4 separate regions of the Homo sapiens genome follow, and regions 1, 2 and 3 are each linked to region 4. A link is a loop called in an ENCODE intact Hi-C map of the cell type or tissue named here. Cell type or tissue: IMR-90. All regions are shown on one strand. Links, peaks and the distances in the headings refer to the core of each region. The heading gives the core; the rest is flanking DNA. Region 1 overlaps DIRC3 (disrupted in renal carcinoma 3). Region 2 has its middle 120 kb from the start of DIRC3-AS1. Region 3 has its middle 180 kb from the start of DIRC3-AS1. Region 4 has its middle 4.2 kb from the start of DIRC3-AS1.

Region 1 (7,786 bases), core at 1,138-6,137, 230 kb after region 4:
TGTGATCTTTGAAGATTCATAGAATTCCCTTATGAAACCATATTGGTCCAGTGTTTCCACGTGGAATAATTTTTGACAACTTTCTTCACTTTTTTTCTACTCTGGAGAATGGTCTGCTTAAGCTTTCTATATCAAATGGGACCTGTTTTGGTAAATTACATTTTCATATGGTATAATCAATTTCATAGTTTCCAAATGTATTTACATAGAGTTTTGCAAAGTAGTCAACCTGTGATTTATTTTCCTTTTTATAATGATTATTTCCTTCTAGTCTTTTCTTATTTTGTATATTTGCTCTTTGCCTTTTTTTCTTGATTAGGTTAGTTATCAGTATATTGTTTTTCCTTTTTTCCCCAAAGAACCCATGTGTTAGTCCATTCTCATAGTGCTATAAGGACATACCAGAGACTGGGTAATTTATAAATGAAAAGAGGTTTCATTGACTCACAGTTCCACAGGGCTGGGGAGGCCTCAGGAAATTTACAATCATGATGGAAGGGGAAGCAAACACATCCTTCTTCACATGATGGCAGCAAGGAGAAGTACAGAACGAAGAGGGAGAAAATAGCCACTTATACAACCATCAGATCTCGTGAGAACTCACTCACTACTATGAGAACAGCATAGAGGTAACTGCCCCCATGATTCAATTACCTTCCACCAGGTCCCTCCCACAACACAAGGGGATTATGGGAACTACAATTCAAGATGAGATTTGGGTGGGGACACAGCCAAACCATATCAACCAGCATTTCGAATCATTAATTAGTTCTTTTTTTACTCTTTTGTATTACATTAATTTCCTCTTTTATCCTTATTATTTCCTGCTTTATACTTTCTTTTTATTTACTTTGTAATTTTTCTCGGTTTTTAAGTTGGGAATAAAATTTATTTATTGTAATTATTTTTTATTGATTCAAATATTTAATCCCACAGATTATCCTCAGATCACTGCTTTATTTCTCATTAAATCAGATGTGCATATTTTTATTCTATTATTGTTTTTTGAAATTCTGCAATTTTAGTTTGTATATCCTTTTTCACCCAATAGTCATCTAACAGATGTTAATTTCCAAGTAGAAGAACGTTTTTAAATTTTCTCATTAATTTCTACTTCATGGAACTCACTCAAAAACTTTCTTTGTGACTACAATGGGCTGAATGCTTATGTCCCCCTAAAATTCACATTGAATTGAAATCCTAATTCCCAAGGTGGTGGCATTAGGAGGTGGGGCCTTTGGGAGGTGATCAGGCCATCAGATATCTACCCTTATAAGTGGGATTAGTGCCCTTATAAAAGAGACCCCAGAGAGCTAGCTAGTCCCTGTCACTATGTGAGGACACAGCAAGAAGGTGTTGTCTATGAATGAGGAGGTAGGTCTTCAACAGACACCAAATCTGCTGGCACCTTGATCTTAGACTTCTTAGTCTCTAAAACTGTGAGAAGTAAACTTTTGTTGTTTCTAAGCCACCCAGTCTCTGATATTCTGCTATAGCAGCCTAGAGGAAGACAGTTACTCAACATGAGGTCAATTTCTGTGAACATTCTATTTGTGCTTAAGAAGAGAGTATATTCCCAATATTAGCAAGAGTGGAGGTTTCATATATATCTATAATGTCTACCTTATGAATTATGTTGATTAGATTTGAGTGTCTTTATTTTACGGTTTCCATTTGTCTGGAATACCTCTTTATTCTTAGTCTTTCTGAATCACTTTATTGTAGGTGTGTCTCAAATGTATCTCACAGAATTGAGTTTTGCTGTATGAGTCAATTTGAAAATATTTTTAATTGGGGATTTATGTAATTTATTAATAAGCTTATCAATAAATTATAATATAATAAATATAATTTAGTAATATGACTGATGTACATGGTCTCAACTTGTATTCTGTGTAAAATTATGTATATAATTTTTCTTTCTCAGTGTGGTTTATTTCATGTGATATTTATTTTTTGATATCTAGGAAGATTAATATCTTTGTTGCAGTGCTTACCTTTTTGCCACTACCTATTATAATGCCCTTAGTCTCTTTTCTCACATTTACTCTGCTACTTAGTGTTTTATTTGCTTCAAATTATATTCTTCATTCCCACCTATTGTCTATGCAACAATAGGTCACTTCAGTTTTGTCACCACATATAACAGTTGAACTGTTCTTCCCCCCATGACTCTGTCCTTGTTTAAGTTACAGATTTACATTGAAATATATTCAATGCTCACACAGTCCATTTTCCAGAGTTCTTCAGGTCCAGGTCCTATCTTGGTTAAATGATGTTTTTTCTATAGTAGGACCATTAAAGTTGGATAGTGATTGCAGTGTTCTCTGGGGTTCTGCACATAGAAAATCGCTTGATACTTGAAGCTTAGCTCATCTACATAAAAGCTATTCCACAGTTCCTTTAGTTTCCTGAAGATGTGACTGTGTTATTCTTTTACTTTAGATGAGAAGTCCGATTTTCTTTCCTATGTAAGTGATTTGATACTTTTGCCTGGAGATCTAGAAAAATTTTTTCTTTATCTTTAAATTACAATATTTTCCTAGTATATGTCTTGGACTTCACCATTCCAGGTTTATTTTCCCAGGGATACTGAGGAGCCTTTAAAGATGCAGATTCAAGTTTTCTTTTAATTTCAGACATTTCTCTTAGTCTGTGGTTTTAAATACTAGTGGTTTTCTATTGTAATGGCCTTCTTCTATCAATTATTTTCTCTCTGATCTCTTTTGCTTTGTTCCTTATTTTATTTTTATTCCCTTTTTTCATGGCTTTCCTCACTGTTTCATATTTTCAGTCAAATCTCTTTTTCCATGGGTACTTTATAACTTGGCCTTTATTTTTAAGATGATTTTGTCTTTTCCTTCCATATCTTTCCTGAGTTCACTCAATTCTTATTTCGCATTTTCCTGAAAAATAGGGTTTTTCACAAAATAATAGGGTTTTTTGGTCGTATTTCTTTTATAAAGCTTAAAACTTCTGATTTAAGGTTTTTGTTTTCTATCTTCACATGCTTGTTTTAGGATATTCAATTCAGTGTGGGTGTTCTGTTACAGTTTTCTTCCACCTCATATTTGATTTCGGTAGAAGCATTTTCATCTGCTGGAATGTTTTAATTCCTGTTTTTTTTTTTTAAGTTATTGGCCTTGTATGAGTGTCGTCTGCCATTTTCTATTCATTTTTAGATGTTTAAATATACAGTTGTAGATAGGCGCAGTCATGGCGTTTGATGACTGACCATGTTTCTTAGTTCAAGAGCACCCTCTTCTGTTGGCATGGGAAAGTGTAGTTTCTTCACTGACAGCAGCTTTTGTGGGGGAGGGGTTGGTGTGCCTTCTGAGCTTTGAGATCCACTTTTGCTTGGTAGGACACTCTTTCTTCGTTCTTCCCCTCCACTCAGACGCCTCTGAAGCCCTGCTGCCAAGCGGCCCCCTCTCCTCCAGAAATAGTGCCCTTTCCACAGGCCAGCCCAGCCCCATGGGCAGTCAAACCCTCCCTTTCATTCGCATCCTGAAGCAGCGCCCTCAGGCTACCTGGCCTGTGAGTTGTTCAAGCTATTTCTCAGTCAGGTGCGAAGTTCTCTTTCTGGAGGTTATTTTGTCTGTGGTTTTGGACACTAATGCCCCCAGGCACCGTTCTCCTTTTCCAAACAATCTTCAGGCTGAGTCTTTGCTCCAGCACTTGCTCTGGAGACCACCTTGAGCCTGGGAGTTTACTCCCTTATCTGTAGGTAATTTGAAGTTTGGAGTATTCTATCTCAGTTATATTGTGTGTGTATATTGTATGTTTTATTGTATGTGTGTATATGTATTTGTGTGTGTGCATATATGTATATATAGACAGAGAGAGGGAGAATCTGGAATCTGGAAGTTAAGTTATAGACTCAGGAAATTCTTAAAGCTGTTTTGAATATAAGATAAACTACAGTTTAGGATTACCAATAAAGCTTCACTAGACTCAGGTCTCCCAGCTTCCAGGCCAGTTTTCCTACTAACACCCCATACGCTCTTGGACAAGTCGTTTAACTTCTCTGGATGCCAGTTTTCTCTCTTGATGGAAAGCTATCTGTAAGTGTCTTTCCAGTAATATTCCATGTGTTTTAGACTGTTCCTCTAGCATTATGACTCTCTTCTCCATAGAATACACACAAAAGAAATTAACCTGCATCTTACAACTCAGGCCTCAGCATCACAAAGAAATTAAGTTCTGTGTTAACTGAGTCTTGGTGTCATGTAAATAAATATAAACTTGTTTCTCTCGCTGTTTCAAAGAGAACTGGGGTCTCTGTTCATTCGATTGGTAGCCCTCTAAGGGATGGGCGCTTAGTTGGGAGCTGCCACATGTCTGTGTTGGGTTTTATTTTTTCACAAGGCCAAAATGTTCCCTCTAGAACACACAGTCCTCACCAAGTTCAGAAAGAAGCCAACTGCCCTTACCTCCTCCCCTCTTCTCCATGCTCCTCTGGGCTCAGGGTCCTGCCTCTAGACCACTCCCCACAACATAAAACATCTCCATTCCTAGAGAAGACCATAATTTTAAATAAATAAAAATAGGGAAGGAACAGGGAAATTGCAAGGGTAAATGTGAAAATATTCAAGGTCACCATAACCACTCTTGTTCAATAATGTGAATTTATGTAGCATTCTCAGTTTTCATGTGCCTAAAATAATGATACATACTCCCCATCCATAGTGGCTGAAGAGGCAATATCACAGATGATTCATCCCAAAAGGGCCCTCCAAAGGTCATCCTGGCAATGCCCTTGCCTTGCTTTGAAATGACTCTTGCCTGTTATAAATAGATGCAAATATTGAGTGGGTAGGGAGATTCTCCTATTCTTAAAGCTGTCAAGGTCAGGAGATGAATCTGCCCCCTCAGTCACCTGCTCACAGGTTCCCACGACTCTGACATTCAGGAAGCCAAGAAGAGATAAACTTCCTTTATCAGGATCCAATCTTCAACACTAGTCATTTGAAAACTATATCCAACTGTCACTTGTAGATCCTCTATCTCTCTGCATCTGCATCCGGAATACTGGCAGCAATGACGACAACAATAGCAGATCAGCATAAAACCAAAAACACATTCATAAACACACACACATACACACTACACACACACATACATACATACACACATATACACACAAACACACACATGCACACATGCATACATACATGTACACACACATGCATACACACATACACATGCATACGCCATACAAATGCATACACATACACATGCATACACACACATATACAAACATCCATGTATACACACACATACACACATGCATATACATATACACATACACACTACACACATACACACATACGTGCATACACACATACATGCATGCATACACATACACGCATACACACATCCATACATACACACAAACACACATGCATATACACACGCACACACACACAATTAGGCAGAGTCTCAGAGGAAAGAGGAAGATCTGTTGAACTGAAAAGTATCCTTAGAGAAAGAATTGGGAAACCAGAGGCAGAAAAGAATAGACTTTCATAGCCCCTGAGCACTCCAAAATATTGCAGAGTTTCCTCATCTACTTTCATTTTCTCCACCAGCCCAGCTTCACCCCTAGAGGTCAAGAAGGCTCTTTTTGATTCTGTCAAAGTCTCCCTGGCCAACCTCTTTGTATAAGAAAACAGAAAAACATTCAGACACGAACCTGACCCTTTATTCTCCTGCTTAGACTCCTTCACTGGCATCCCCTATCTAAGCCCAGCTAAGCTAAGTCACATAGATAAATAGCTACTTTACCAAGTGGAATGTATCAAGTGTGATAAGAAATGCAGGGAGGAACTCAGTGAAAGAAGAAATTAATTCCAACTGGAGAGATCCAGTTCCACTGAGAAGGTGGTATTATACAGAGCCCCAGAGCAGGCATAGAGGTAGAAAGACTCCAAAGTGCAATGTTCTAAGAAACAGTGAGTGTGCTGGGCTGTAATGAAGAATGCATATCGTGAGGTGGCAGGATATATTGTCATCAGAGAGTAGGCTGGGGCCATGTCAGGGAACACCTGAAATGTAAAATTTCCTGTATCCTTGAATCACTTTTTTGGCTTCACTTTTCTTTTTCTTTTTTTTTTTTTTTTTGAGACGGAGTCTTGCTTTGTCGCCCAGGCTGGAGTACAGTGGCACGATCTCAGCTCACTGCAACCTCCGCCTCTCAGGTTCAAGCAATTCTCCTGTCTCAGCCTCCTGAGTAGCTGGGGATTACAGGCGCACACCACCACGCCTGGCTAATTTTTGTATTTTTTTAGTAGAGACAGGGTTTCACCAGGTTGGCCAGGCTGGTTCCGAACTCATGACCTCGTGATCTGCCTGCCTCGGCCTCCCAAAGTGCTGAGATTACAGGCGTGAGCCACCATGCTCAGCCTTGGCTTCACTTTTCTAATGTCTCCACATTTGGGATCCAGAATGGTTATCATATACCACAAGCCTGGTCATGTTTGATGCATCAAGATTTATAGCTTTTAAAGTGCTTTGAATTATAGACTAATAGATTAATAGATATTAATTAATAGATAAAAATAACAAAAATAGTCCACCTTTGGAAGTAATATGCTTAATGTGCTCTATGTAACCTTGGAGTGAACTGTTTCTGATAACTTCTTGTGGCCCAAAATGTTATCCTGCCCTAAAGAAATACTAACTGGCTCAGTTGAAGATGGGCATGGTAGTTTCCATGTGAGGATTAGAACAGCAGGAAGGTCCTTGCAGAAAGAGAGATAATATAGCCATTGCAAAACATTGTATCCAGTCTGCAAATGATCATCTTAGAGAAGTCCTTAAGCCCATTTATGACCTTAGAGCTAATTTTAACTCAAGTAGGAGAGCTAGTACAACATAATCATCAAATCAAGTACCAGGCAAAGAAATGGCAGAAATAAGACTCAAATCCAGGTTTAACTTGGGTGCAACCTGGGCAGTTAGAGCACTTCTCCAAGTGTCCTTGTCTGTAAATTAGAGATACAAAGAGTAGCTACACCTTAGAGTGACTTTGAGGATGAAATGTGGTAATAGACATTGAGCTTTTAGCACCATCCCTAGCACATAAAAGATGCTCAATAAATATTCAGTGATTACTGTTGAGTGAATAAATTAATAAATATAATTCAATACATGTTAATAATTCAACAATGAATTACTAACCATTAATAATGAATAATTCAGTAAATGTTATTAAAGGAAAAGGGGAAAATATAGATATTACTGTTCCCCATGGCTCATTATCACCCTCATGGATAAAGATAGCTGTTTAGAAGAGGGAAAAAAAGTGAAAACTGCAAAAGCAATTAAACATCCCCAGCAAACACAGGTTTGGTAGAACTAGAGAGAATGACAGGAGTCTCTGAAATGGCTCGGGACTAGGAGGAAAGACTTCTGGATCATGGTCCCGACCCTGACACTAATTGATGTGTAGTTTTAGGCAAGTCACATCACTTCTCCAGTCCTCAGGGTTTCTAACTTCAGAATGACCACATTGGGCTGACTGATCTCCAAGTTCCTTTGGCTCTCTGACTTAATCTGAGGTTATGAGATACCCGCCTGCAAAGTCTAAAGACCCTTGAAACCCAATGGCTCTTGAGGAGAAGTTTCTTAACAGTATTGCAGTTTAGTCAGGAGACTGAACTAGAGAACCCAGGTGGACATTCTTTCCAGCCAAAGACTCAATACTTCTGGAAAGATTAAGGTCACATTTGTTTCAAGAGTGTCCAGTACAACAAAGACCTTCCACAGGGAGTAGTAACTATTC
Region 2 (7,786 bases), core at 1,765-6,764, 110 kb before region 4:
AATGAGGAAAAGAGAAAACGAGAGGTAGAAAAGAGAGAGGAGAAAGGAAGGAGATGAGTTGGGGCACTCAAATACAAAGAGAAATCGCCATATATCATCCAGATGTTTTGTCTACAGCAGACCAAACATCAGGCTTTCGGGAAACATTTGGAAGACACAATGCTCCTTTCACTACACAGACAACTGTTGACAGTCCTATCGCCTCCTTCCCTGCGTGTATGTGTCTATCCCTTTCAAGCCTTTTTGTGGTCAAATTATAAAGGCCTGTTTAGTGGGTGGGGTGACGTCACACTGACCACAAAAGCTTATATTTCCTGCTACTAAATACACAGCCCCTGCTGACGAAGTGATCATTACAGAGAGAGCTTGTTCTGCCGAGGTCACCCCAAAGTGGGGATGAAGGCACTGGGGCGGGGGCTCGGTTGAGAGAGCAGAGCCATTATTCCCAAGTGTGTCTGCCTGCCTGCTGATCCTCATCTTGCTAGAACCAAAAGATGAAAATAGAAGTCTCTTTGTGCTTCCTCCAGGCCTTTGTCTCTAAGGATGCTGGGGCACACTGGGACACAACATGGTGGGAAAAAGGAAAAGACAAAAATTCAGGTCTTTGATTCCAGTTTCCTCATTTATAAGCTCAGTGATTTTACCTCTCCGGGTTGAATCCTGAAAATCTCCGTTTTACTAAAGAGAAAAGAACCTCATCCAGGGATCACACGGGAGCATGTATTTTAAAGTGACTGGTTTTAGTTTTGAGGGCAGCTGCTATCTTATAGTGATTTCTTTAGTGTTCCCACTTTCCTTGTGCTGATTACAAACGGTGGTTCTCTCTTCTGAGAGGAGAGAGTAAAGGGTAGGTTTTGTTTTTACGCATTTCTTTCTATTTTATTTATTTATTTTTGCAGAGGTCATGGGTGAACAATTTTTTTAATGAAGGAAAATAAATGAATTAACGTGGTGACTTGTCCAGTTAAGCCAAAGAAGCCACACCAAGTGTTAGAGGACCACAGAGGAACCAGAGAGGATCTGGGTAAGATCTCACAGGAAGAGTAGCATCTGGGTTGGGTGTAGTGCATAGGAGTTTGGCAGGCAGAGGGTTATGATCATAATTACCATCCCCAGGAACCCCTAAGTATCCCCTGGCATTAAACCAGAGTGGTCTGAGGCCTTATGTTGTAAGTCCTTGGCACTCCAAACCTCAGATGAAACAAAAATTGATGGATGTGCTTTTTGAATAGTTCACTCAATCAGGTTAATTTTGACGTTTAAAGAAGCAGAAAACCACTGCTCAGCCAAGATCCTGCAGAACTTTCCTATTCTCCATCCTAAGCCCTTGGTGAAGTAGAACTCAAATTCCCTACATTTTTCTTTCTTTTATTTTTCCCCCCTCTTGTGAGGGATGATTACAAGTAAGGCCTCAAACCCAAAAAGGACTTGGAAACAAGTCCACGTGGTATTCAGTGAAGGAAATCTTTTGCTTTTATCCATGTAATTTAGGTGGTCTGGACAGCCAGTCTGGATACTCTAACTGCTGGCAAGATTCTGAAGGCCAAGGTTGTGTAGGTTGGTTCTCTATATAAACCGAAGAATTGAAAAACTGCCCCGTTCCTTTGGGCCATGTGTGTCCACCAGGCACTTATTGTGTGTGCACTTTCTGCCAGGCCACTGGCTAACTTTAAGGGCCTCCAGTGGGCCTAACGCCATGTGCAGTTCACCTGATCTGAGGCTGTGGCGGGCTGGTGTGGCTCAGTTATTCCCCACAAGCTGCCATCCCCTGGCTTAGACATAAAGCCTTAGCTCCATTAATCATCCTTTTCCTGGAGCATACTAGATGAGCTCCTGGCTGGGAGTAGAACTATCATGTTCATTTCCTAATTTTAAAAAGTGTGTGTTTGCTAACAGCTGGAAGGCAGGCTAGAAAGGCAGCTTCAAAGTCCCACTGTGGGGAAAATAATGCTAAGAAGATCCTGGGGCACTTTCTCTTGAACTCACCTCCCCTGTAGCACTGGGGACTGTCCTAGAAGATGAAGTCTGTGCTGGGGGTAGTGAGGGAGGGCCCAAGGCTTGCAAAGAGGATGGACACTGTCAATTTGGGCTGGGCTTAGCCATTAAAAGTAGATCTCTGAAAACAGAACTGGGGGAGTGAAGATGGAAGTTATGCTGTTAAGCTAATGAAAGAGTCAAGAAATAGAGAATATGGAGAAATCAGTGGCCAGAGCCCAGAAAAATAACAATTATGTGAAAAAAAAATGTCATTTAAAAGGTAGAAGCCAAGGAACTTGATGAAAACCAAGTCAAATAGCCAAGATATCTTTAACAGACTCAACATAGCTGACACTGAGAAGAACCTAAAAACTGAGGCAATGTTATAAATAGATCAATTCCAGAAAAAGCAAGACTCCTGGGGAGAAGGGTTGGGATGGAATCAGAACCAAAAGGTGAGAGCTCTCATTGTTCCACGAGGGAAGGACAGAGTCTCAGAGCAATGGCTGGGTCAAACGTGACAAGGATAATGGAAGTAAAATGATCAAAGTTAGAAAGGTTCTGACATAGTACAATAACAGAGGCCATGCAATGTAAACATATATCAAAACATCACATTTCAAGCTGGGTGCAGTGGTGCACTCCTGTATTCCCAATTACTCAGGAGGCTGAAGCAGGAGGATTGCTTGAGCCCAGAAATGAAAGTTCAGCCTGGGCAACATAGTGAGATCCCATCGAGAGAGAGAGAGAGAATCACTTTATACCTCATGAATATATAATATATATTTTATTTTTAAAAAGAAAATTTAAAAACAAATGCAGGTCATGGATCCAGAACTCAGAATGTAGGTAAATTAATAAGAAACTAGAAAGAAAAGACCATCTTTCTTAATGATTTCAACTGGCTCTGTAGGAAACCACCCAGGTGTTCATTGTCTCCAAAGAGCTAAACCTTGCCTCAGAAAAATGACCTTCTCCTATCTTTCCTGCTGCAGCAAGAACCTCTGGTTTAACCAATTAGGTAAGTCATTTATATGACACTCAATCTGAATTATTCTGTCTGTCTGTCTGTCTATCAATTTCTCTATCTGTCTATCATCTTTAGGGAAAAAGTATATCCCATGCACAGTTATGATAACAAAGGAGTCATCTTCTATACAATATTAAACATAACTATTGAAAAGTTAAAAACTCAAGCCTTCAGTTTAGGGTTTGATTTTCATGATCCAAAGCAGCATTCTTGACTGATTGTTTTTCCTTGTGTTGATTCATATTTGTCTGAGTGAATTTGATTGGCTGTTTTGGAATTGCGTAAGATACTTCTTCATTGACCCAAATAATCTGTTTGTTGATTTTATTCAGACTAACATATAACTTAATTGACTAAATTTTTGCCTTTCTCAAATGGTGTGGTGATTACATAGACTCAATCTGTATTTTTGAGAAGTTTTTAAGTATGCTTTCATTAGCCTGAGACTAGTGTTCCTGAAACCTTGTAAAGTACGGAGCACTTCAGGAGCAGAGAGAATGAATACCTTGGGTGATGCCCAGTGTAAATCTCATGGTCTGGAGGGAATCTTGTGGCCAATATGAGCCTCGTCAGATGTCAGGCTTTCCAAAAGTAGAAGTGGAAGGCTCCTGTTTTTCTAACTCCTGCTGTTCCCCTGACTATCACTATGTTGTCCATATTGTTTTCAGAACTCACAGCTTAAAGAACCACCTTGCTTTTCTTAGAACTTTGGGGGTGGACCTTACTCCTTTTTACTTTTTTTTTTTTTCAAATTGCATGTGGATTCTACTGTATTTAGCATAACTCAAGCTTAGCATTTGAACATGTTTCATAGCCAATAGCTTTGCACATCCTCCATGATTGCATACTGTGTTTCAGACACAGATGTAGGACATGCAACTGATGTGGCCATCACTAATGTCAATACTGACCCTTGCTCTGTGCTTTGGGCCCTAAGTAGAGCTAGGTCCATGTAGTAGTCTAGTGCCCTCTTGTGGCTTTCAAACTAAGAGTCTTGAGCTATTTTGTAGAATTAGAGCTATTTGTAGAATCACGAGTTTGAGAAGACCACTGTGAAGTTACGTCCTGCCTTCTCTCCCTTAGTAACACTACCCACCTCCTGCAAAGCACAGTCAGTGATGGGAGACATGTTCTACTCTGAGCTAAGAAAAACACTTTGGAATGTGGAGATCAGGGTACTGGAGTTTAATAGAGACCTTTAGAACTTACTATACTGTGGATACATAGCATATGACAAATAAATGTTAATTGAAATTCCTTTGCCAAATTGGCGATACCTCCCAGTTTTTCCATTCACTCTTAAACTTATTCATTCAACAATTTCTCCAATGACATGATTTCAAATAATTTGATATGTTTAATTTGAAGGCAAGAGAATTATAAGGAATATATCAAGTGATCTCAAAAGTTTGAAGATCTGTAATGTGACCAAATCAAGTATCCTACATGGCTCCAGAGAGACACACATTAAGGTTGTAGATATTGGTTAGATATAAGGAAGAACTTTTTAGTGACTGCAATTGTAGAACCCTGAAACATGTCTAGGAATAAACTTCTCATTGCACTGAAACAGTTTAGCAGGGATGTATTAATTTTTGAAATAGACATTTTAAAGAGAAGTTTCTCCCATGGACTAATTGATCTTTGATAAAAATCTTAGATTTTTAGAATCTAAGATTTTGATTTTTATTAAAAATCTAAGATTTTAATAAAGATGTTTTAGATTTTTAGTCTACAAATGTATTTAAGAAAAAGCACAGCTTCCTTTGACTAGTCAATTAAGTCCCACAGCTAAGCAGTCGTAAGGAGCAGAAAAAAATAACTGTTGGGTACTAGGCATAGTACCTGGGTGACAAAATAATCTGTACAACAAATCCCTATGACATGAGTTTACCTATATAACAAACCTGCACATGTACCCCCAAATCTAAAAGTTTAAAAAAGTCTTCTCTAATGTTTAATATGAAACTTTCCCATATGAACATTGCAAGTTCATAACTACCATCTCCATTTCTAGGAAATCAAATTGTGTGTGTGTGTGTGTGTGTGTGTGTGTGTGTGTGTGTGTGTGTATACAGGTGTATGTTTACCCAAACCCATTTTTATAACCTATCTGGTTTTGATTTTCTAGATTGTAATAGGACTTTTGACATTTTCTTCAAAACCTGACATTTTGTCACTTAACTGCTTTTCATTTTCAGCAAGCCTTTCACATTGATGTCTAATTGTGTATAATGGCCAATTACACACTGGAAAAATATGCATATTTGCTTGATTCTGGTTATATGACATATGATGAGTATGTTCATACATATTTATTAAAGCAGTTATTCATTCATAGCACAGCAAAAAAAAAAGAGTCAAAGACTGAATTTCAGGAGGTTATTAATGAAACATAAGAACTTAGTTTTGTCACCCCAAGTTGCAGGGACAATGAAAGCCACTGTCTCTTAGTTCACATCAGCCTAAGCTGCAGGACAGAGGAGATGACTTATGCTTCTGTCCAGGATAATTTCTTGCTCTTTTAAAGAGGTAGAATGATGTTACAGGTATGGGTTGATTGGATTTCAATTGCTGCTATTGTTTTGGTTATTTTTCATATTTAGTCAATACAATCTTCTCTATGCTTTTTGAAAAATCTGTACCGTAAACCTTAGAGGGGAAACAGTGAATCCACCATGTCTTGCAGAGGTCCAAAACCAAGTTAAAACCAGAAGCCATTGGGTCTTCAGCCTTTGGACCTGAAGGTGGAAGGTGGGTGAGATAACTGCCTCCCCCATGTTCTCCCTTTCTTCCAGTGGCTTCATCACTCCTATTACATTGAGACTGAGGTGGGGAGTGGTTTGAGAGTTTTCCAGAGAGAAAGCTGATTTGTCCTTATGAGGCTAAAACTTTAAAGGTCTTGGGGTTCAAGAAAAGTTCAGGTCCAGGATCCAAAGTGGTTTGAGATTTCCTCCTGTTCTTCCTCACAGTAGTTCCACTGCCCTTCATCTTGGCAGAAGGGCCAATGGCCTATGTCACAGCCTTGCTGACAGCCCTGGGCTACAACAGAAGAATTCTTGCCCCTTCCCATCTCTGTGGGAGAGACACACTGGATTGTCACCAGCCTGTGAAATAAACCACCCACCTGGTCCATGGAACCATTTCAAGGCCAGAAAAGCCAGCCTTACTCAGCTGTGCCATATGGGAAAGAAGAAACACTGTTTTTCCCCATATGGATTTGTCACACATTAATAAGAGGCATTTGCTCTCAGTCTCAGCCAAATGCCTTGGTTCTTAAAACACATGAGAAGACGTGCTTGACTTAGCTTGCCAGGGAATTAGATATGTACTTCATAAAGTGAATCTAAACTAAAACTGTGTTGGGCTATTTTGTCCCTACCTCATTGGAGAGACATCCCTGCAAATGGACAGCTAATCTCTTTAATGAGCAAAATACCCGAAGGCTGTTCTGGGGAAAGAGTCCAGCGTTTAACTGCTTCTTGCTGCACAGCTCTGGAACGCAAAATTTTAGAGCAGAAAAGGACCTTGGAGATCATGAATTGCCCCCTCTCCCTTTCCACCTCATTTACCATGTAAAAACTGAGGCCTCAAGAGGAAAGTGACTTGTTCAAGAGCACTCGTCTGTGTTGTGGCCTATAGGACTCTTACCCAGGTCTTTTCACTCTTAACCCTCTTCTCTTTTCTTTCTTTTTTTTAAGGGTTTTCTTTACATATATGTATACTTTAACTTCTGAGGTACATGTGTAGAATGTGCAGGTTTGTTACATAGGTATACATGTGCCATGGTGGTTTGCTGCACCCATCAACCTGTCACCTATATTAGGTATTTCTCCTAATGCTATCCCTCCCCCAGCCCCCCAGCCCCTGACAGGCCCTGGTGTGTGATGTTCTCCTCCCTGTGTCCACGTGTTCTGATTGTTCATCTCCCACTTATGAGTGAGAACACGCCATGTTTGGTTTTCTGTTCTTGTGTTAGTTTGCTGAGAATGATGGTTTCCAGCTTCATCCATGTCCCTGCAAAAGACATGAACTCATCCTTTTTTTATGGCTGCATAGTATTCCATGGTGTATATGTGCCACATTTTCTTTATCCAGTCTATCATTGATGGGCATTTGGGTTGGTTCCAAGTCTTTGCTATTGTGAATAGTGCTGCAATAAACATATGTGTGCATGTGTCTTTTTAGTAGAATGATTTATAATCCTTTGGGTATATACCCAGTAATGGGATGGCTGGGTCAAATGGTATTTCTAGTTCTAGATCCTTGAGGAATCGCCACACTGTCTTCCACAATGGTTGAACTAGTTTACACTCCCACCAACAGTGTAAAAGCGTTCCTATTTCTCCACATCTTCTCCAGCATCTGTTGTTTCCTGACATTTTAATGATTGCCATTCTAACTGGTGTGAGATGGTATCTCATTGTGGTTTTGATTTGCATTTCTCTAATGACCAGTGATGATCAGCTTTTTTCATATGTTTGTTGGCTGCATAAATGTCTTCTTTTGAGATGTGTCTGTTCATACCTTTGACCACTTTTTGATGGGGTTGTTTTTTTCTTGTAAATTTGTTTGAGTTCTTTGTAGATTCTGGATATTATCCCTTTGTCAGATGGATAAATTGCAAAAATTTTTTCCCATTCTGTAGGTTACCCGTTCACTCTGATGATAGTTTCTTTTGCTGTGCAGAAGCTCTTTAGTTTAATTAGATCCCATTTGTCAATTTTGGCTTTTGTTGCCATTGCTTTTGATGTTTTAGTCATGAAGTCTTTGCCCATG
Region 3 (7,786 bases), core at 1,566-6,565, 170 kb before region 4:
CCTTTCTTTCTCCCTCTCCTGCTCCACCATGGTAAGATGTGTCTGCTTCCCCTTCACCTTCTGCCATGATTGTAAGTCTCCTGAGGCCTCCGCAGCCATGCTTCATGTACAGCCTGCAGAACTGTGAGTCAAGTAAGCCTCTTTTCTTCATAAATTACCCAGTGTTGGGTAATTCTTTATAGCAATGTGAAAACAGACTAATACATAGGCTTTCCTCCTCCTTTTCTACTACCCCTTTGCTTTTCTTTGAGGTTTTGTTTTTTCATATTGAATGACCAAAATCATGTCCCTAGGATGGGGAAAAAATCTAATGAATTAATTCACAGACTGTCAATATCTGACAACATCCAAGCTACCAGTTCTTTAAGTCAATAAAATCTGTTTAATTTTCATAGACTGGTGATGACTAACTCTGCCGTAGGGAAAATTTGGGTTCTTGATTTTTCTCAAAGTTTTTATTCAAGGTTCCAGAAAGTGGAATTGGCTGTGAGAAAGGTCCTCAGGTACTCATTGTAAACACATTTCTGCCTCCTCTCCCCTGCCCTCACCTCTTCTGCCAAAATATTCCCTGTTCAAGGGGTATACTGGATGGTTTTATCTTCACCATTATGATTATTAAAAGCTAATATAAACAGAATACATCTATATGATAGATATCATGTCAAGAATTTTACATACACTATACTCATTGGTTCATCACCAACTGAGACTTTGTACTCCATTATCAGCTCCATTTATAATAAGAACAGTTCTACCTCTTGTCTTAGTTCCTTTGGGTTGCTTTAGCAAAATACTACATGCTGGGTGGCTCATAAACAACAGAAATTTATTTCTCACTGTTCTGGAGGCTGGAATTCTGAGGTCATGATGCCAGTATGGTCAGATTCTGGTGAGGGCTCTCTTCCTGGCATGCAGAAAACCACCTTCTTACTGTGTCCTCATATGACAGGGAAAAAGGGTGAGAGAACTCTCCAGGGTCTCTTACAAGGAAATTCATCCCATTCATAAGGGCTCTCTCCTCAGGACCTGACCTAATCACCTCTTAAATTCCCCTCCTTTTAATACCGTCACCTTGGGGGTTAGGATTTCAACAAAGGAATTTTAGAGGGACACAATTATTCAGCCCATAACACCTTGTTTTGATGCTTAGAGTAACACAGGGAAACTCAATTCAAGTTTAAGAGACCTTGAAAGTTGACATCATCCATCCCTCAACTTCCAGGCAGAATGAAATCCTCATTGCAGAACTGTAAAGGGGGAAAAGAACTTCTGTTTAAAATTCATTAAAAAATACTCTCTAATAAATGATCCTCAGCCTCCTTCAGTGAGTCATTTTGGTGTATAATAATCATCACAATCAGGAATTCTTTTATTCAATGTACAGCCCACAAATCATAAGACTTCCCTGGAAATTTTACTGGAATTTCATCTGACACCTAATTTTTTCCAACTGGGGTTTTAAAATAGGTTATTTATTTACCCTTAGACCCTCGTTTTGTGGTACCCATACCTCTCTTGAACACTTCAGATTATCATTTGAAATGAGAAGTAGTATGTGTGCATATATTCATGTACGTGTGGTTCAGACAGACATTGAAACAAAAGCAAAATAAAATATCTGCCTATTGTCTTTTATAAGCCAGTATTGTTATTCACGGCTGGGGTTTGAATCTTGCTTAATTATTTGCAATTGCCAGACCATGACCTAAGTAGTTGGGGTAAAGAATACCAAGGGCTCTTTTCCTGTAGATGGGATCAGCAGCTTGGTATGTCAAGCCCTAAAGCATCCTGCCTTCACACAGCTCTTTACTAAGTCATCTGTCTTCACATCCTCACCTTTATAATGGGCTGCTTAATAGCTGCTGGGCATGAATAGCAATCATAAAACATAAAGTGCTGTACAAGTATTGATTAGTAATTAATTTCTCATTTTATTCATCAAAGCTACTTAATTGAGAAACTTTTTCCCCACTTATCTAAGCTTACACACCCAGAAAATGAGGGAAGCGTGTGCATGTGTGTGTGTGTGTGTGTGTGAGAGAGAGAGATCTAAGTGTGTATATGGCAGTAGGGGCTGGATTTAGGGCCTCTGGTTTTTTTCTCTCTTTCATCCACTCACCTGATGGCCGTCTATCTCTATGAGTCATGCAAATGGCTTTGGGGCAGTGATGTCAAGGACATCAATAACATTGTTATAAGAAGGACTGATGAGTCTGCATACTTGCAACTGTCTAATTGGTTCATCTAGAAACCAAAAGACTGGGTCCCAAATAGCAACAGTTCAAAAAAAAAAAAAAAAAAAAAATCCAAGGATCCTGAAGCAAGGAGAAGATACTGGGAGAAAGAGGAAAGGAAGTGATTATAGACAGAGCCTAGGGAAGACACACCATTTCAGTAGCTGGAAATCTGAAATAAGAATTGTTTCCTGCTGGCTCAGGCTTTGGACTAGATCTTAGGGAGCTTGGCTGTGAATTTGGTCTTCCTAGAAGGAACAGCAGAGCAGAACTTGAAGGAAAAGTGTCAACTTATCCCGCTCCCTGTAGCTATCATGGAAGTCTAAGCCAGAGAGATACCTGGCTGGGTTGGCTCAAGCTTAGGAGAGAGCCTTAACTTCTAAAGGGTTGACACAGGGACAGACTTATCCCCTGTCTGGATAATGTTGTCTGCCTGTGTGGGGTTGCATGAGGGTATGGAGTTATTTTTATTTCACTTTTTCTTCTCTTAACCACACAATGCTAGGTCTCTTGATATTTTTCCCCTCAAGTTTACTTTTAGAAATTGCATTACTATCTGCTAATCTAAACATATTAATTTCAGCCTGAGGTCTAAGGGTTTAAAGAAAAAATCTCTCTCTTTGTCTTCAGTTTCTTTGTTCAGATTCTTTATTACAAAGACATAATAGTAGAAAGACATCTGTCTGCTGGATCACAATTAATATTTACCCATGGGCACATGTAGCTCTCTATTTTCAGGCCTCCTTCACCTAGAACTGAAAAGATGTCCAGGTTACCCTACAGTGTAGGGCCTACACAACTTATTTGAAAAGGGAAAGATGATTTTCTTCAGTTCATTTAACAAAACACTTTATAAACATTTGTTATGTGCCAAGAGCTATTTTGAAGTACTTTTCAAGTATTAACTCATTTAATTCTTTCAGCAACCCAGTGAGATAGGGACTATTATTATTCCCATTGTACAGATGGGGAAATCAAGGCATGGAGAGATGATATGACTTCCCCCCAGTTGCACACCTCATTAGTGGTGGAATCAGGATTCTAACCAAGGCAGTCTGGCCTGGGATCCTTCATTCTTGACCATCACTTCAAGATGAAGCTCACCCTTACTGATACTTCCTGGTCTTATCTTTTAATTATTCAGGTACTCAATTTTCTTACTCATATAGGGAGATTGTATAATGAGATCTCCTCATTTATTCAAGTAAAGCCTGTGGTGTTTAGCTCCCCCTTGGTTCTCCTTGCTTTGTATTGTAAATACCTTGACTATGCCTTTAGCTCAGGCCTTTAGGCTTAGAGTTACAGGGTTACAGGGAGCTCATAGGGCCCTGTACAACTATTCTACAGAGTTTGAGGATGGATATAACCAAACCTGACACCCTCTTCTAGGCCAAAGCCACAGAAGGAAAGAAGAGAACAGCTTAGTAGTCAAGGGTGCTCCGTCAAACCACATAGTTTAGATTCTTAGAATCTGGTATCATCTGTGCCACCCTTGCTGAGTCACTTCCCGGCAGTCCCTGCCTTCTTATGGGCTGGAGCTTGGTCTTAATCATGAGGAATTTCAGCAGGAATGGATGTCACCAGCTCCTTATACAGTCACAAAACCACTTCTGTTGGGTTCAGAGCCATGGAGCATCCACACAGCATTCCTTCCTGCCTGTCAAGCTTCAGAAGTTTCCATGGCTTCCCCAACACCCAAAGGAAGAGGAGAGTAGAGGAAAACGGAAGAAAGGGAAGACAGAAGAAGAGAGAGAGGGGACAGAAAAAGAGGGGGAAGGGAGAAGAGAGGCAAGGATGGGAGGAAGGAAGGAAGGAAGGGACGGAGGGAGGGAGGAAGGAAGGGAGGGAAGAAAGGCTTTTCATTAAGCCTCAGATCAACCAACCTCTGGCCTGCTCTTCCTGATTCCTCTGCAATAGGTGTTCCACGTGTTGTACTGTAAAACTCACTTCCAACTTCAGCATTCTTCTGTTGTTTAAGGCCTTCTGTGACCTCTGATTTCCCCAAGTTCAAGTCCAAACTCCTAAGCATGGGTCACAAAGTTCTTTATAATCTGGTCCCCATTTTTCCTTTCTATTTTGCCTCTCTATCCTTTCCATATTCCCATTTTCTCCCTTCCCTCCTCTTCCCTCCCTTCCTCTCCTCTCCCCTCCCTTTCCTCTCTCATTCTGCCCATCTACCCTGCACCCCCTTTCCCTGCCTGCCTTCCTCTTCCCACCTTCTTCTTTTCTTCCCTACCTCTACCTTCAATAATATTAACCTGGTTGTAATTCTCTAAAACACAAATCTTCCCTCTTGCCTCCTGATCTTTGCTCAGATCTTCCCTTTGCTTGGAATCTTTTCCCCTGTTCCCGCAATCGGATGACTAACTGCCACTTAATCTCTAAAACCCAACCTAGTTTTGCTCCAAGGATACTATTCCCTGGCCCTACCACAGCGCCTCCTGTCTACCCTACAATGCAACAGCAGGCCTCATAGTATTTTACTCTCCACCTTAATGTTCTTCTCTCCCACAGGACCATAATCTTCATAAAGGGGTCATGTCCTTGACAAATTATCTCTGCAAAGCACACTATGTGGTACATGGAAGATACTAGCAAAGATTTGTCGACAGATGACATCAATAGTGTATGGCAGTGTAAACTGGGGCCCATTCCTAACAAAGAGTCTTAATATAATTTCCTCGGGTATCACACTGGGGGTGAGAGCCAGAAAAGAGGTCAAGTCATTTGAAGTCGCCTGTACAGAACATGTAGCTATTCAGATTACAGCCGGGACTAGAACCCAGCCCATTAAGCTGCAAGCTTCTCAAGGATGAGAAACACATCTTATTAATCCTGCAATTCCAGTGCCTACCATCATGTCTAGAAAGTAGAAGGTGCCTAATGAATGAATGCATGAGTAAGCTGTCACCCCGTTCTTTCTACTGCCTCGGACAATGTGGAAAAGCAACTGTGGCATTACATTGGGGTTGATCACTCTAGACAACTAAACTAAATAATTAGAGCTCTACCATCCAGATTAGGATGTGAATTATCTGCCATCGAAATTTACTGGTTAAGCTGAAAATTATCAAATTGCTTTGACTTTGTGCAGTATAAATGTAAACTGCATTTACTTCCTGAATTGATGGGTTGCATACAAAAGTGGCCCAGATATAGTATTACCACCATGTCCACAGAAAGAGGCTGCTGCTATTTTTAAAGTTCCCCTAGAAAGTAGATGATATGATCCCCCTTGCTTATTCATTCTGATGTCACTCAGACCTCTAGGGAGGAAAGTTCCTCTTTTCATTCTACTAAAATTGCTCCTACCTTGTATTTGGAATGTTTCTCCCTACAGGTCAGATTACAGATGATAGGAAGGCTTCTGATATTGAGCCATCACCCCAGTGTTTGCCCGTGTTCCTGGCTTAGTAGACAGTATAGATGAGAGACAATGAATGTCTGTGTGATGTTAATTTAACACGGACTCCAGCATGTAAGCCTGGACTGGTTAGCACTGCCACTGAGGCAGCATCTGATGGGTTGCAGAGGAGCTGCATAATGTAATATTTTTTAGTACAAACTTCAAAAAGTGACTCTGAAGTAGTCAGACTGCAAGGGCTTCCAATTTTAGCTTTCTACCTAAGTAACTTGCTCTAAGCTCACACAGCTATTACCTTCTCTGAACCTTTTTGCCCCTATCTGTAAAATAGGCCTGATAATAATATAACTTCCTTAGATACAATTCATATAACATGCTTTATACAGTGCCTAAAATATGGTGCATAATAAATGTTACACACACAGACACATGCACCCCTCCCAGCACTGTGGGTAGTTGCTCTAATGGGTAAATCAGCACCTGGGCTGTGACTTTTCTTTGGTGACTCACATTTTAAAGCATTGTTTTCTCTGTTTATATCCTCTTAATTTCTCTATGAATTCATAGCCCTTGGAACCTGCTCTGAAGATGACTGCACAGTATCTCCCAGTTCCCCAGGGCCTCCCAAAGCAAACTTCATGTTATTAACATAGCTTGTATTTTAGCAGACTGTCCCAAATATCCACCCAAATTTGATGTGAATCAGTCGAGTTATTTTCTTTTGAAATGATGATGAGAGAGAGAGGTAAGAGAGAGTTAATTTTGTTTGGCTACATGGAAAGTGAAAAGGCAGAAAGCAGGCAGAGGATAACCCACTTGCCTTGTCCTGCTTCTCATGCACAGAGCACAGATGTAGCACAGAGATCTGAGGATGGGGACCTGTGAGACCCAGGCATCCAACAGAAGCCATTCCTGTTAACAGAGTAAGCGTTTTAGTAAGTATCTCAAGTGAAGAAAACCTTATAGCGAAGTCAACTGAAACATATCTTGGTCTCTAGTGAGCTGTGAGCAATTGCATCAGCAAGGCCTGAGCAGATAAGGGCCCACAAGGAAGAAAGTCACATCCTACAGCACACAGCAGGGGACAGGAGTGAGAGTGTGACACATAGGTCCCACTGCAGCAGGGTCTGGAAGTAGAGAAGTCCCTCGTGGTTGTGGCAGTGACCTCCCATGGCTACCCTGGTCAAGGGTTTTCGCCAGATCCTGGGTAAGGAGGGGCTGGAGAATGGCTCCCAGATCTCCAGTGACTAGAAGTCACATCATTGGATATTTTGTGGTGACATAATTATCAATCGTTTTCATTCCATGTTTATGATGGATGCTTTAGCAATACTTTTGTTAACTTTAATAAAGAATCCAATTATATCAAGATTTTCTAACCAGAACAAGAAATATCAAGGGAAGCGACATCCTTTACTCTGCAAAGCCTCTTAAGAAAATTTCAGGTGTTTTTTTTTTCTTTCTATCAGAATCATCATCCTAGATTTCTAAGTCAGGCAATGATCGACTTGCCAGTTGCCATGCGTACATAAAAATAATTAAAGCAAAAAACAATACTAGGTAGCATAGCATGGGTTCCACCTCCCCAGCTGGACTTTGAATTCTTTGGGAGTAGAATGTTGTCAGCATCTAACTTCTGACTAGCAGAGCTAGGACTTCATCAGCATCATGGTAGAAGGAGGGGAGTGGAGGTGGTGATGGGGGGGTGCATGAGTCTGTCTCTCCCTAGAGACATTAGGACACGTTTCCACCATGATTGTTGCAATGTTTTGTCACAGTCCCATCTGGAGCTTACATGCAACGACTTTGAGGGGTCATTTCGGCCTTGGGATACTAACTCAAGATGTCAGCACCACCTGAGCTATGTGGAGTGAGCAGTTCAGGGCTCCCTAAGGGAGACATTAGAGAGGATCACAGACGTAATCATGCTATTCCACCTGTTCCTATAATTCTCCCCATCAGAGAACTTGTGCTTCCACAAAGGAGGAGTTTGCTTGTCTCTGTGGGTCTGACTGTGCAAGCTGCTGCCACCAATGGCTTTGAATCTCTCATGCCTCTTTCTAGGGAGGGGGTTCAGATAGGGAGAGCAACTTCAGGAAGGAGAATGAAGAGGAGGCTGGCTGCCTAGAGTAGGGCAGTTTGGCAAAAATATTGAATTTATTAGTACAGAAGTAAGAGACATAGCCCA
Region 4 (7,786 bases), core at 1,199-6,198:
AGGACCCTGCCTCCCACTCAGTGGGTGGCCATGGAGCAGCTATTTCAGGGGAGCCAAAACAGAGCTTGGAATGTGAGCCAGTTTGTCTACACATGAGCCTGCCAGGCCCTCCATGACGTGGGAAGATGCCTGGGGAGGAAAAAGAGAGGGGGTAACCCAGGATCATGGGGCCGGAGGCTGGGACTACAGCCAGCTTACCACAAGCCACCATATTGTGGCAGGAGGACAGTACATATTTATTTAATACTTCCTTAGCTTCCTATAGAGCTTTTACATATTTAGACGTGATAGATGGGCCTCCTTTTGTACTCCTCCCCTGGGCACAGTAAATGTTACACATGGGCTCGACCTACATTCTGGTTTGTCCTAGGACAATCCGAGTTTATGCCTGATGTCCTACAGTATTATTAATACCATCACACTTTCATTTTCAATGTCCTGTTTGGGGACAATAAATTGTGTGCTCTGCTCAGCTATAAGATACAACATTAACACAGAAGTTGGGGAACCGACCGAGAAGAGGTTGATCTAGAATAATGAAATAGTTGTTAACCCACCCCTGAGCTGGCTGCAGGATGTACGAGATGTACAAGACACGCTTCCTCCCCAAGGAGTTTGTTGATTATGTCTAGGGCACCAGACTCACACTTTGCTTTCTCTAGAGAACAATGCAGGAAAGTGCACAGATGTAGTTGAGTACTTAATTAATCAGGGCCCAAATATACGGTGTGGATAGTGAAAGGAATATGACTGTCTGCAGAATTCTCCAAACTAGGGCTTCTTAGGCTGGAGCACATAAAATGGAAAACTAGTTCAACAGAAAGAATAGTAATACAAAAGGAATAGAAATCTTTCTGTACATATAAAACAATAAACAAAAGAAGCCCATGAAACTCCCTTAATGCCTCTCACAGCCCCCTGGGTTAAGGACTGAGCAAAGGTTTGAGGCATTTTCTTTTTCTGCATCCAAGTCCTTATTTTCAATTAACACTCTCATCACATCCCTTCCTGGGGACAGGAGCCTGAGGAAGCTTGAACAGGTAGGGACCATCTGGACCAGCTGCACTGGCTGTAGTCTGGTTGTTTTAAATCTCACCTTGCTCCTTCCCTCTGGTCCCTCAACTCCCTTCTCCAGATGCTCAGGCCTATATGTCTTGATCTCATGAAAGCTCTGAAGCTCTGTGACCTTTTCTGACAACTTACTCTCTGTGCTGATTTTCTTTTGCGTAAAGCACCTGCCATATGGACACATCTTCCTAGTTACCCTCTCATCTGTGAGAGTCCACTGGATTGGAGTACCACAGTTAGGTTCACAACCCTGAGTCTGTACGGAGTCTCTGAGGTCATTACCTCTCTCTTTGTGCCAGTATAAGGGATGGTTTTTTAATTGAGATCTTTATTAATTTTCACATGTAACTTTTACACAATAGATAATATATCCCCACAGAATAATATTCAGAATATACAAAAGGGAATACTGTAAAAAGCCTTATGTATTCAGTTCCTTTCTAGTTTTGCGTATTTTTTCCAGAGAGGTTTATTTTCTGTCTCTTATTATTCCTTTTAAAAAATACAAGAGCGAATATGCAAAGCATATTGCTCTACACTGGCTTTTGTTTTAAGTAAACCTTCTGTTTTAGAATAGCTTTAAATTTATAAAAAATTGCAAAAGTAGAATAGAGAGTTCCTATTAACCCCCTACACACACACACACACACACACACACCACGTTCCTCTAATAATAATAGCTTAACATTAGTAAGGTGCATTTGTTGCAATTAATAAGCCAATATTGACACATTATATTTAATGAAAGTTTGTACTTTACTCAGATGTTCTTTGTATTTACCTCATGTCATTTTCCTGTTGCAAGATTACTTCCACAACACTACAGTTCATTTAGTTGTTGCGTCTCCTTAGGAGTCTCTCGGCTCTAACAGTTTATCAGATTTTCCTTGTTTTTGATGACCTTGACAAATTTGAGGAATGCTGTCAGGTATTTTGTAGAATGCTCCTTGGCTGGGATTGTCCTGAGGTTTTCACACCGTTAGACTAAGGTTATGGGTTCACACAGAGGTAAACTGCCATTTTTCGTATCAAAGGTACATGCTGTCAGTATGACTTACCACTGGATATTAACCTTGATCACCTGACTGAAGGTGTTTGCTAGGTTTCTTCACTATGAAGTTACTTTTTTTTCTCTCTTTGCACACTCTTTGGAAGGAAGGCACTAGGTACAGTCTACACTTCAGAAGTGGGATTTATGCTCTATCTCCTTAAGAATAACTGCACAAATTATTTGAAAACTTTTTGCATAAGAGATTTGTCTTTTCTCCCCCATTTATTTATTTATCCAGTCATTTATTTGAGTGACATAATTTGTATGTTGGTATAATGTCAGATAATTTCCAGGATGAGTGTCTTAATCCATTAGGGCTGATGTAACAAAATATCATAAACTGAGTGGCTTGTAAACAATAGAAATGTATTCCTCAGAATTCTAGAGGCTGGGAAGTTCAAGATCAATGCACCAGCATATTCAGGGTTTGGTAAACCTTCTTGCCGTATCCTCAGGTGGTGGAGGGGTGACACTCTCCCTGGGGCCTCTTTTATTAAGGGCACTAATCCAAATCACTAGGGCTCCTCGCTCAGAGCCCCCAATCACCTCCCAGAGTCCCTAGCTCCTAACACCATCACCCTGGGGGTTAGGATTTTAACACATGAGTTATGAAGCAATGTAAACATTTAGTCCATCGTAATGAGGAATTGCGGAGTCAGAGGAATATGTGCTTGTCCTTTTGATGGATGTTGACAATTGCCCTTCAATGAGATGGCTCCAGCATACATTTCCGTAAGTGGTGGGTGGGCAGTGCCTATTTCACCCAGCTTTTCCCACATGGTGTATACATAAATTATTTTATTTTATTTTTTCACAGGTCTTAAATGTGGGAAATAGTCTACAGTTTGGAAGACACCAGAGAAAAATGCTCCACAGCTCGCCCTGGTGACTCACTACAACTTATGGGAAGATGTGAGATTATTCTGTATTCTAATGTATGTTAGAAGGCACACTCCACCCAAAGCCTTCCTGTGTGTTCCTCCCTGTGAGCTCACATCCCGTTCACCAGCTGACTGGGAAGGGAAGTCAGGACCAGCCCTGACCCCATCACACCATCATAACCTCGGGATGGCAGGGCTGGAAGGCACCTCAGACGTCATCCTTTGCAGACTCTTCATTTTACAGTGAGAGGCATGACGTGTCCACAGCTGGTTAGTGCCAAAGCCTGGGACAGGCTTCACATTGTCCAGCTCTTAGTCAGAGCACTGTTGACAATGTCTGCCTTCACTTGGAATTCAGCACCTGCTTTCAGTATAAACCCCTGCATTTCACTAAAACTGAGCAGACTGCTGGTTTAAAAAAGAGAGGTCCATCCAGCAGGGATGATGCTTTTCCTCGTTGAAAGAGGACATTCACCTAATGGGAGACCTGGAGTCAGAATCTTTCTGATGTGTGACTTGGCACAGTAACACAATGCAGGATGCTGGTGTGTTAATAAAAATAAAAATTGCATCGCCTACCTCAGAGTCGACAACAATGTCAAGGAGTTAATGTGAGTACATCTGAAAATGTTACTAATCATGATGATGATATCAATGTCTTTTATTTGCAAGTTCCATTTGTTTTTACTGAAATAATTACTCCTGAGTGGGGCTAGAAGCCAAGCACTTGACAAGTTTGCTCTTTGAACCAGTATGGTTGTGATGTGATTTGGAGTTCCTGCTACTCCTCTCCTCTAAATTTCTTGGATTGGAAACTGTCACTCTTCAGTTAGGAATGCTGAACGGATCCCAATGCTTTAGCGGTGGCCTGGACAGAATGAACTAGGGAGGCTACCACATTTGTTTAAAAGTGCACTGTTCTAGACATCTCTATAAGGAATAAATTACTGGGCTCTGTGCTAATCTGTTTGTATGGCTATAAAGGGATACCTGAGGCTGGGTGATTTATAAAGAAAAGAGATTTAATTGGCTCATGGTTCCACAGGCTGTATAGGAAGCATGGTGCCAGCATCTTTTTCTGGTGAGGGCCCCCAGAAGTTTAAAATCATGGTGGAAGGTGAAGGGGGTGCAGGTGCATCACATGGCAAAAGCAGGGGTGGAGTCAGAGGGCAAGTGTTCCATGCTCTTTTAAACAACAACCAGATCTTGCATGAACTCAGAGCCACAACTCAGTTATCACCAAAGGGATGGTACTAGGCCATTCAGAAGGGATCCACCCTGATGAATGATCTAATCACATCACAACCATACTGGTTCAAATACAGATGTGCTGATTGTTAAAAGACCGAACTACTTCTTTACTGGTTGGTAAATAGTCACTGCTTCAAAAACCCAGGGTGACACCCCATTTTGATCACTTCTTGTTCACCCCATTTGTGAGGGAGAGATTCCCCACCCTACACAGAATGAGATGGCTGAACATGATACCCAACAATGGACAGATGAGATTAACAGCAGTTTAGTAGTCACATTTACTCACAGCTCACAGGAGGAGGATGCCAAATGCCTTGCAGGGCCACATGGAGATTGCACTTGGGAATAGAGTGAGCAAGCAGAGGCTGTAGGAGGCCGACTCTGCAGTAACAAGAGGGTGAAGTGCCCCCTGATTCCCACTGGAGGAAGTAGTTGGTTTGTCTGAATACTTTTGTAGGCTTGCAGGGAACTAAAATTCACTAGGTTGAAGGCCACGTGGTGTGCAGCTGGTCTACATGAGAGGTGAGTGAAGGGGTATATGTTACAAGACCAGGAGAATTCACAGTTAGGCCTTTTTGGGTCCTGTGAAGCTAAAACACGTCAAGGCAGCACATGAAATTTTAGGCCTTGTAATAAACACGACCACTCACTTTCCAGCCCTGTACCCAGCTTGCATCTGGATTGCCCCAAGATCCAGCAACAAAAGCATTAATGTGTGGTACAGCAGAAACCTCCAGTCCCTGATCCAGCACAAAGGCTACTTGCTGTCCTTCTGATTTGGTCATGCACATGCTTTACCAGCTGTTAAATATTTTGAATATCATCCTGGCCACAGCCATTAACACATGGTAGAGCACTGTGACTCAGACCCTTTTTCTCTCCTCCTCCTTGTCCAAAGCTCCCAGGAGTTTTATTCTTCCTGTTGACTGTACAATTGGAATGGCCTGAAAAATCCTTATCTCCCCCATCCCTTCTTTAAAACCTTGTTCCATCCAGTTGGAACTAGAAAGGAGAATGAACTAATTCATACTGAGTTGCTGGTTATTCACTATTTCCAGGAATATTTGTGTTTTAAGAATAGACTCTGCTTTAAAGGAATTGTGTTTTAAAGAGTAGACTCTGATTTAAAGGCAAGCCATGAGCCTGCAAGCCAAACCTAGCCCACACCTGCTTATGCACAATTCTCAAGCAAAGAATGATGTTTATATGTTAAATGTTAAAAAAGAAAAGAAGAAAGAACATGCGATGAAGACTATATGTGGCCTGTTAAGACTAAAATATTTACTATTTGGATCTTTATAGAAAAAGTTTTCTGGCTCCTCACTTAAAGCAAAGATTATCTAATGGTAGAAATGAGGACATTAATAATAGGCTAGGACACTGATTTTGGAGCAGGAGTTCTCATCTGGTTCAAGTGGAAATGCTAAAATCAGAGAGATAAACAGAGAATAAAACCAGATTAGAAAGCTGAAGTCGATAATGCCAAAAGGGCCATTGGCAGGAGAGTGTTCAGGACCAAAGAGCTGAAAACAAATGTAAAGAGGCATAAGTATATTAGGGCAGAAAAGGTGGTTCTGGAAGGGTTGCCAAACCCATCCTGATATATATTGTTTTCTTAAGGGCCCAGGAGCTGGGGAGTCTTCAAAAAACAAAGGTAGACATAGATGGAATGTGCAACAGTGAATCAAAAACCATGTAAAACTGACCTACCTGAGGACATAATTTTTTGTTCTCTTCTTACCCTCATATGCTGTTACAAAGAAGAGGACTGGAGGGTTTGAATGGTGTCTTCCAAACAAGACATCCTTGTCTTTGAAATATTAAATGCTAATAAAATTGGCACTTGATATGGCCTGGAATTGAGATAAAGAAAATGGGTAGGCCAGGCATGGTGGCTCATGCCTGTAATCCCAGCACTTTGGGAGGCCAAGGCAGGGAGATCTTGAGGTCAGGAGATCGAGACCATCCTGACCAACATGGTGAAACCCTGTCTCTACTAAAAATACAAAAATTAGCTGGGCGTGGTGGCACATGCCTGTAATTCCAGCTACTCAGGAGGCTGAGGCAGGAGAATCACTTGAACCAGGGAGTCAGAGGTTGCAGTGAGCTGAGATCGTGCCACTGTACTCCAGTCTGGGGACAGAGCGAGACTCTATCTCAAAAAAAAAAAAAAAAAAGAAAGAAAGAAAATAGGTTAAAGTAACATGAATAAGAACCTTTTTCATAGAAAGGATTGGAAAGGTGAGAATGAGTTTCTGAAGGACTACGTGGAGTTTCTCTTCCTGGAGCCACCTTATGGCAGTCTGTTGTGCCCAGGAGTAAGGCCTTCCTGGCACCTGTGAATCCAACTTGGCATTTCTGCCTCCTGGAACCCCAACAGAGTCTTGGAGGCAGGCTTCTGGCCCGGCATTTCCACTACGTGCTTGCATGCATCTTTGTTTCGAAGGGAGGATTGGTGGGTGGGGTGCTGTAGTCTGGGAGACAGTGGGTGGTAAGAGTTTCCAGGAGGACAGAGACAGACTGATTGGCCCAGCTAGTTAGGGTGCATGGTGTTAATGAGGCCAGGTCATATCCCGGTCTCCCACCACACCCAGCCAGCAGTCTCCTTTCAGGGGTCACAAATTTCACTCTTCCCCAGAAAGGAAGCGCCAAGGGAGAGGGTGGGGATAACTCCATGCAAAACCATCTTCTCTGCTGAAAGAAGAATCCTGCTGGTGGATGGTTCTTGGCCTCTTCCTTACATATATCATCTCTCATTCATTCAGGACATGAACACATAGGACACTGCATCCGTTAGTTTTGGCTGGTTAACAACCTTCCCCAAAAACTGATGGGTTAAATCAATCACTGTTTATTTAATTGACAATCCTTTGGGTCAGCTGAGTAGTTCTTCTGGTTTAGGACTTCTCAACTGATCATTCCCCCACTTGCTTATGCATTTGCAGACAGCTGGAGAGTCTGCAGGGGGCTGGATGACTTAGGATGGTCCCACTCACACAGTCTAGCAATTGCTTAGTTGTCAGTCAGGGTAATGTGGGACATAGGACTTTGTGTCTCTTATTCTCCAGTAAGCCAGCTTAACTTTCTTCCCATGCTTTGGTGGCAGAAGACCTAAGGGCAGCAAGAGAAGGCAAACTCCCATGCATATTGGCCTCTAAAAGTTACAAAAATAGGCCAGCGGCGGTGGCTCATGCCTGTAATCCCAGCACTTTGGGAGGCCGAGGCAGGCGGGATCATGAGGTCAAGAGATGGAGACCACCCTGGCCAACATGGTGAAACCCCATCTCTACTAAAAATACAAAAACTAGCTGGGCGTGGTGGCAGGCACCTGTAGTCCCAGCTACTCGGGAGGCTGAGGCAGGAGAATCACTTGAACCTCGGAGTCGGAGGTTGCAGTGAGCTGAGTTTGCACCACTGCACTCCAGCCTGGCAACAGAGTGAGACTCCATGTCAAACAAAACAAAACAAAACAAACTTACAAAAATATTGGCTTAGACTTATTCTAGAAACAGAAGTGATAAGATGGTATTAA

The links. Peaks named below come from ENCODE experiments on the same cell type or tissue, not always from the same donor. Only the 100,000 strongest peaks of a DNase experiment are listed, where the experiment ranks them.
Region 1: it touches region 4 in a loop (6-fold over the local background); 4 of 110 quality-filtered maps call a loop at or near these places.
Region 2: a loop joins it to region 4, with 3 times the contacts of the local background. A loop is called at or near these places in 6 of 110 quality-filtered maps.
Region 3: it touches region 4 in a loop (4-fold over the local background); 3 of 110 quality-filtered maps call a loop at or near these places.

What each region holds. Positions count from the first base shown.
Region 1 is chr2:217,507,679-217,515,464 of GRCh38, forward strand. The region is part of intron 2 of DIRC3 (disrupted in renal carcinoma 3); the gene reads right to left. Among named protein-coding and RNA genes, the nearest start is that of DIRC3-AS1, 230 kb to the left of the region's middle. RefSeq lists a silencer at 3,188-3,277. In IMR-90, for the core only: a CTCF peak has its summit at 3,257 (motif pointing left); a DNase peak (open chromatin) is centred at 3,233; H3K27ac peaks cover 2,907 bases.
Region 2 is chr2:217,162,457-217,170,242 of GRCh38, forward strand. No RefSeq gene overlaps it. Among named protein-coding and RNA genes, the nearest start is that of DIRC3-AS1, 120 kb to the right of the region's middle. In IMR-90, for the core only: a CTCF peak has its summit at 3,970 (motif pointing left); a DNase peak (open chromatin) is centred at 3,975; H3K27ac peaks cover 1,890 bases.
Region 3 is chr2:217,102,198-217,109,983 of GRCh38, forward strand. No RefSeq gene overlaps it. Among named protein-coding and RNA genes, the nearest start is that of DIRC3-AS1, 180 kb to the right of the region's middle. RefSeq lists an enhancer at 3,169-4,368. In IMR-90, for the core only: a CTCF peak has its summit at 4,679; DNase peaks (open chromatin) are centred at 1,754, 3,744 and 4,624; H3K27ac peaks cover 4,035 bases.
Region 4 is chr2:217,274,662-217,282,447 of GRCh38, forward strand. No RefSeq gene overlaps it. Among named protein-coding and RNA genes, the nearest start is that of DIRC3-AS1, 4.2 kb to the right of the region's middle. In IMR-90, for the core only: no CTCF peak of the experiment used is centred there; DNase peaks (open chromatin) are centred at 3,210, 4,600 and 5,110; H3K4me3 peaks cover 928 bases; H3K27ac peaks cover 4,304 bases.